Linked DNA regions of Mus musculus: region 1 is linked to region 2. The links are chromatin contacts, found by Hi-C or POLR2A ChIA-PET in ENCODE. All regions are on one chromosome and are shown on one strand. The core of a region is the stretch at or near the end of the contact, and the rest is flanking DNA. Distances in the headings are between cores, read along the strand shown.

What was found. Hi-C counts contacts between places; a loop is a spot of excess contacts on that map. ChIA-PET counts read pairs that join two places held with the same protein, here RNA polymerase II (POLR2A).
Region 1: a loop to region 2 is called in a map of heart, with 3 times the contacts of the local background. The contact joins the promoter of Wasl here to the enhancer-like site in region 2. A Hi-C loop is called at or near these places in 8 of 37 maps with a recorded cell type or tissue (adrenal gland, gastrocnemius, heart and 1 more). POLR2A ChIA-PET finds 5 or more read pairs at or near these places in 2 of 5 experiments (Patski and embryonic stem cell).

The regions. Positions count from the first base shown.
Region 1 is chr6:24,663,116-24,667,036 of GRCm38, forward strand. Wasl (WASP like actin nucleation promoting factor) reads right to left here and starts at 1,880. Exons shown (of 11, transcript NM_028459.2): 1 at 1,421-1,880. The coding sequence starts at 1,528.
Region 2 is chr6:24,630,320-24,634,029 of GRCm38, forward strand. Wasl (WASP like actin nucleation promoting factor) reads right to left here. Exons shown (of 11, transcript NM_028459.2): 4 at 3,518-3,614. Among named protein-coding and RNA genes, the nearest start is that of Wasl, 33 kb to the right of the region's middle. Within about 2 kb of position 1,717, at least 1 of the 3 ENCODE cell types and tissues checked has a DNase peak (open chromatin) inside an H3K27ac peak, as active enhancers do; it is heart, where a contact is called at or near this core.

The DNA of each region.
Region 1 (3,921 bases), core at 630-3,129, 33 kb after region 2:
ATTTTCTCATTTGTTTAAAGAACTATAGAGGACAGACTTGGTTCATCTTTAAAGTAAATTTTCTCCCAAACTCTTTTTCTTCTTTTTTTGAACCACTGTTTTCTACTTTAGTCAGTGAACGCAGTGTTCTTTAAAGTCTAAATTTTAGAACAAGAAATACATCTTAAGTCCGATGGAATGATTTGGTTTCCCAAAGTCGATATGAACAGTCAGATCATGAAGTTAACAATTAATCTGGTAACTTTCCAGAAACTGTCTCCTCTTAACTTCTTCAGCAGGTGTAGTCTGATTCTGACATCTCCAACATTGCCAAGGGAGGATATGAAATGGTTCAGCTCGGCTGAAACTTCTCTGGGTGTTTCCTGGGTTCCAGAGGCACAGGCTCTGTGAGAGCTAGCAAACACGGCAGAAAGGGAGCCGGCTAGCATTCCAACAATCCCCCTTTCAACTCAGTCACCTCAGGAAGATCAAGATAAGGCCTTCACCCAGAGAACCTCCCCACCCCAGAAAGGCCTGCAGCCAACGTAATGAATGCTTCCGTCAATAACACCCATTCCCCTTCCCACAGAACTGCTTGCTCCCAATCCGCCATCTGGGGTTGGAATGGGCCTCCTCACAGCACCAAACTCAGAACCACTTTTGATCCCAAAGGCCGTGAGCTATTAGAAACTGTCGCTTCCCTACGCATGGCTTGGGAGCGAACAGCACCCTACACCCCACCCCACAACGCCAGGGAGGAAAAGAAAAACCCACAGTGGGGCGGAGAGCAGAAACTAGGCCTAGTTTCTGCTGGAGAAATAAACCCCGTTTTTGTTTTTTTGTTTTTGTTTTTTGCAATTGGGAGCAGGCGCATTTCCTGCCCTTGCTCTGATCCTAAGTGTCCATGAACCTGCACTGCACTTTATTCTCTCCCGGAATCCTTAAGGCGGACCGAAAATCCAATTCGCTTCTTTCCCCATCTATTCATTCCTAAAACCTCTAGCATTGTTAAAGAAGATAACCCAGATCCAGAAGTGGGAAGTGAAGCAAGGGCCAATGCTGGGATCCTGTCCTGAGATCTTAAGCTGCTGATGCACGAACAAAATCCCCTTGTGGTCTAGAGTAAAGTTTGAACCTGCAGCAAGGGCACGGACCCGGCCCGGCCCGGCGGACCTGGGCTACTGGGCAGGCCTATGGAGGTGACACTCCCTTGTTCTCCAGCAGCTGGGGGAGGTGGCTCCGGGCCGGGCAGGCCTGCACCCGGAGAGCTGGGTGAGGGGAGCCCCAGGGCCCGGGAGGCTGGAGGCCTGGCCCGCAGCAGCACCCCAGCCGTGCCGAGCCTGCCCCCCTTCTCCCTCCTACCCTTGAGTCCCGTTCCCCCCCAGCCCGAACCCGCCAGTAGACGTTGGGGGGTGGCGACAGGGGGGTCTCGGCTACTGACCACACATTTCTTGCCGAGGAAGGAGAAGAGAGACTCGTTCTCTTGCGGGGTGAGCAGCAGGGAGCCCACGTTGGTGACCCTCCGCGGGGGCTGCTGGCCCGAGCTCATGGTGTCGCCGGTGGGGTGGAGCGTCCAGGGTCGTCACTTCTGGCGGCGGGCGAGCACTCGGGTCCCACTCTGGGTGACAGGGGCGCGAGCCGGCGGTCACAGCCGCAGCATCCCGTCGTCGCTCCTCCGGCGCGCGGAGGCCGAGGGAAGGAGATGACGGCGGGCGCCCTCGGGCCGCGCGCCGACAGGGAAGCTCCGGGCTCCCGCCCTGCTCAGCTCCGGCTGGATGGTCGTTGTCCTAGCACTCCGGCGGCTGCGCTAAACTCCCTACTCCTCCAGTCCTCTGGCGGCGGCGGCGGCAGCGGCGGCGGCGGCAGCCGCACAATCCAACATGGCAGCGGGGGCGGGCGAGACCACGGGACGCGGGACGCGGGGGAGAGCGCCGGAAACTCGGCAAGGCGGGACACCCCCTCGGTTGCTGCGTGCCGGGGCGTGTCCTACCCAGGCCCCGCCCCTTCCGGAAGCGGCAAGGCTCATCCCGGTTGAGGTCTTGTTGCAGGCTAGTCGCCCCCACCAATGACCACCGCGCGCGTGCGCAGACTCAGAGCGAGGCAGGGCTGGCGGGTCTCCTACACTGACTGCCGAGCCGGACGCCCCCTTGCAGCAGCGCCCACCTTTGCGGAGCGTCGGGTCCGCGTAGCCAGTGTTTGTTAGGCATCGAAGCGAGACTCTCAGGCCGCCTGTCAGGGAGATCTAGTTTAGCTGGAGAGAAAGGTCGGCCGGCGTAGTTTCGGTCAGAGCCGCAGGTGCCTCGGGTTTCTGGATCTTAGTCCCGGCCGCCAACGGGGCGTGGAGGGACATTGCTAAGATCAGGATAGACATCTTCAGAGATGTCAAAAACAGAATCGCAAAAGGCGTCCACCACCCGCCTGGCGGATCTCGTGGGATAGGTGTGTGTAGTTTTTTCCTTGCCTTGTGAATTGGAAACTACCCCTCTCAATCTTTCTCTATCTCAAGTTGGAAGCACCTTGTCTCTTTAATTCAGGATGAATGCACGCGTTTGGGAATGTCGTGTAGGAATACACCTTACCTCTTTTTTCCTTACGAGTTAATTTCATGGCTCTGTATTCTAGGTGCAGGGACCTAGGGCCTGGTGCATACTCAGCCAGCTGAGCAATATTCCCAGCAGAAGTAAATAATGAGAATTCATTACTGTGTTTCATAATATTAAAGGTTAGTATAAAATCATTGGTTGAAAACTAAAAAGCTTTAATTTAAAAAAATTGGAATATAGAGATGATAAACCAGATTACAGCGAATTCTATAAAATGTACATCCTACTATTAACATTAATCATACAACGTATCACATAAGTTGTACTAACGATGTTTGCTAATTACCTAGTTCTAATTAAACAGTTGCATATTCAACTTTTATGACAAACTCTGGTAAATTTCTGATAGCTCTCAATACATTGATAAACTATTACCGACGAACTGAAAACAAAGCTGTAAAGCTGCCTATAATGCACATAATGAAATTGGGTGATGAAGAGCAAGCCTACAACAGAGGATGTGCGAATATACTCTTAGGAGTTCTCACATAGTATATGGATATCTCAAATTATGTTAATGTTAACGGAAAAGATAATCTTTAAAAGTGGCAAAACTTTTTAAAATAGTAGGTTTGTGAAAGGCACCATTTGAAGTACAAGAAATGTTTGAACCGTGGGGCTAAGAAACCTGGAAGATGAGTCAGTTTATGATTTGTTAAAAATGCACCTCTTATCAACTGAAAGCATGGTGACAGCCAAGATCATCACAAGTTCTTGAGAAATGTTTCAGCCCTGACATTTTCAAACTCGAACACTTCCTTATCCAAAAACATAGGCTGCGGTTGGTTCAAGGTTGAAGTTCCAGTTAGACGGTTGTTTAAATACATCCGGGAATTGCTTCTCTGTCTCAGGTTCCTCATCTGTAAAATAAAATCACTGTTTCATGGAGGTAGTATAGTGGAACTTGGGACAGTTAGACCTACTTTAAAAATGTAGAGAGAAAACCATGTGCTAGTGTACCTGATACACAGTGAGTACCCACGGCCTGTCTCCCTTTTCACCATCTTTGCTAGTGGTCTGCTATGTATATCTTTGTCTTAGAGGATCAAGTATTGAAGCATGTATTTTTACATCTATTTTATATAAGCCTGATTTTTCAAAAACCTTTAATTCACAGCCTTACACAATTCTCAAATCTATGTCCATGAGTTTAGAACATATTCTTTTTCTTAGTGATCAGGCTACAGATTTTGCCAGATTGTTTTAGTCCATTTTGCTAAAGTAACCAAACTGCTAATATTATAATTGTAGACAGGCCTGTTAATTAGTAAAATCCAAGAAGCTAGATAGGACCTAGACCAGAGAATGACTGCTTAATGTGCACAAGGTCCTGGATTCT
Region 2 (3,710 bases), core at 467-2,966:
CTCTGTGAGAGTAGCTGTTAATGACAACCAAGCCACGGTTTATACAAAGAACCAGAGGGTAGCTCCTGAGTAAGGGACTAACACGTGAACAGAGAGATCTTATTAGAAAAGGAAAATAGAATAAATATTTATGAATGGATGGGTAGGGTTTTCTGGGAGGATCCAGTGGGGATGGGAAGGGTAGTGGGAGGGAATATGGGGAGAGACAGGTAAAATTAAGGGGCATTTGAGGGGTACACACACACACACACACACACACACACACACACACACGCACACACACACACAGGTCTAAAATGAAATCACTGAATAATGCAAGAGACAATGACACTTCTCCCAAAGCAAACTTCAACAATTTTTTGTTTGTTGGAGGCCGGTTTTCAGGGTTAGTTAGCACTGTCTGACCGAGAAATGTCTACGTTGGTCAGGCTGACCAACAAAGTCATAGAACTCTCCTACATCTGCCTCCCAAGTGCTTAGATTATAGGCATGCACAGCCATGATTGGCTGGTTTAAAGAATTTTAAACAAATATAATTTTCACATATTTTTCTAATATAGACTTTTCTGAAATTATAAGAGAAATATTAGTGACTAGTGCATTAAAACTATCAGCTTATAAATAACAAACCACATTGTAACGCTTAAAATTGGTGGTTAAATTAAAAATCCTACCAATGGAATACATAGATGTAACATTCCATCTTGTAATCAGATGTAGCAACACTATGATCATTTAAAGGAAGCAATTTCTACACTATCAATCTATAGTTTTCATAGTGACATTAATCTCTGCATGCAAAGTTATCCCTTAAATATAAAATCCACTGAGATAAATAAAAGTTTTTAGAGCAATTTCTGAAGACATATATCCTCGGTTGGAAGTCATTTAAGTGAAAAAAATCAGCAAAGTTTGGCTGAAAAAGAATCTGAGGCTCCTGTGAGACACCTGCTAGCAATGTTAACAGACAGTGTTAATTAATATGTAGAATGTGGGATGTCTTAGCAGCATAGGAGCACTCACCCTACAATGAGGAGCGCAGTGTTCACATCCCTACTGAAAACGACATAGAACTCAGGAAAATTAAATCTATAACTGAATTTCAGAACTACAAAAACATGGACCCAGTAACACTAAAGAGACAGCCTTGGAGAGAGAAAAGGTTACAGATGGTCTATAGTGACGGGAAGATATCAGGTCAATCTGTTACTAGCTAGTCATGTGGCTAAGGTAAAAAAAAATTGAATAAAAAAGGAGGAGACAGGGTTTGACAGAGTATGAAGAGCCAGCCAACAGTGACCATCTCGGCTGTATTCTTAAGGCCATGTTCTCTGTGCAACTGAAACACTTTACCTAAAAGTATAGACAGCCACTATATGCAGGGGGGAATTCCTACACTACATAAAAGTTATCGTAAACTTAACTGTTTCAAATAAATTACTTTAAACAACTGTTTTCAATTCCTTTTCACTTCAAAAATGTCACTTATTCTAATGGATCTCACAAAAATCCACTAGATAACCATCACAAATTGTCACTAGAAACAACTCTCAAGACTCAGAGAGATGCCACAGTGGACAATGGTGCTTGCCTGGCAAGTGTGAGGCCCAGAGTTAGGATTCCAGAACTCATGGAGGGCTTTGCAGGTGGCAGGCAGGGAAGCCCAGAATAAGCAGGCTAGCTGCATGAGCCACAATTGGCTGCCTCTAGCTTCAACCAGAGACCCTGACTCAATATAGAACAGCAATCAAGGATGAAACACAAGATCACATGACACCACTTTCATGCCTCTACACACCAGACCTACTTGAGCACACACACACTGTGGGCATCAGGGGAGGGGATGGGGGAGGGGGAGAGGGAGAGGGAGAAAATGAGAGACTGAGAGAGGAAGAGCGGGAGGAGTCCCAGTGAGGATCTAGTATTCAGAGCATAGCAGAAGCCCGAGGCCTCCAAGCAGACCAATGACTCACTGCAATCAACATTCGCAAGTCAAGCTGTGGGGCAAAGGGTATCTGTGCAACATGCTGCAGCTTCCGTGCTGAGAGTCTGTTTGGTTTTGTTTCATTTTATTTTTAGTCTGTTTTCATCTGGGGGAAGGCTGCAAGGGTAGAGAGCAGATATGGACAGACAGGGAGATGTGTGGGATTGGGGTACATGATGTGAAATTCTTAACAATAAAAAGGTTTAAAAAACATACTGTAAATACATTGGATTTGAACACTGGTTATTTGGCAATATTAATAATTATTAATTTTTTCTTGTAATAATATAAAAAAGACTAGAATTGCAATAAAAAGTATTCATTTACAAACCAAAAAAATACTTAAACTTGGTTTTTAAATGCTATTAATAATTCAAAGAGTCAGTGAACATAGAATTTTATTTGCAAAAAAGTTTAGCAAAATAAAAATATTTCTCTTGAGGTAGGTAATATGGAACCTTGTTGTAGAGAAAGCTAGACAATAAATATCTCAGGCTATATGAACTTTGCTGCAATACTTTAACTGTTTCACAACAAACACTAGCCATTGACTCTATGCATATGGGCAAAAAAGCCAGATTCCCACAGTCTATACAGTAACATGCCGAACCCAGTGTGGCCTTGGTGGGGACAGAGTGAGACAGCTTCTGCCCCTGGAACAGGGCCCAGGTGTGAGTCCCCACGAGTGTTGATGGCTGCTGTGGGCTTAAGGCTTGCTTGTGTAATCACGTACAGATTTTCTGGAACCAGTACTAGCAGTGGAGGGCTCTTTTCCTCCGAGGAATGTCCTCCCTGTTAGCGTTAATGACTGCATGGTGGTTAGAAACAGCATGAGTCCAGGAGTTGAGGGTGCGGCTATGTCTCAGCAAAATGGTACAGGCTGGGACCTTCAGGACAGTTCTTAAGGCTATGGGAAAGAATTCTAAATACATAAGTTTGAAAATATGTAATTTTTCAACTATGCAAGAAATAAAATTACAATATGAATTATGAGAGGCTTCATGAATCAAAAGAAACAAAGGCTATGTATGCTATGAGCCAGCTTGTCAGAAACGTACAAAGGTACAAATGCAGGCAGATTCCTAAGTTTGAGGTCAGTCTGGGATAATGTTAAGCTCAGTCATGTTGGAAATGGTAATTTCAGGACAGGGTCTATCTCTGAATTCCTCTGCAATGTTAAGAAAAATATGTATGCTTGCTGTCTCCTAAGAATCAAAGGGCTAGAGAGGTCATGGGATACTGATTCATAGGATAATCAAAAGGAAACTTGGACTAAATAACTGAATTGATACGTAAGTAAAAAACTGGGCTTTTGGACTGCATGAGATGAGCTAACAGAAAGCAATAGAAGCCATCTCTGCACAACCTAGGCCGCCAGCTTGGGCCCAGGACTTGACTTTGAATCTTTCTTTGCACCACTCTCAAGACACCCCTTCTTTCTCTCAGGAAGCCCTCTTCAAGCCGAGGCTGGTCCTGAGCAGTCTGGGCCATGTTATGTATAGAATGAAAAAGGAAAAGCAAGGAGGTATTTACCAGATTTCCTTTGTCGTCGGCCCAACAGGTCTGTAACTGCTTTTCGGAACTTTTTTGCTTCTTCTTCATTGGCAAAATTAAGAGCTACTTGACAAGTCTGAAGTATTTCCATCAAAAAGAACAAACAACAAAGTGCATGGACTTAGCTTTAGATAACAAAAATAATGACAGTTCACAGAAGTCCACTTCTAAA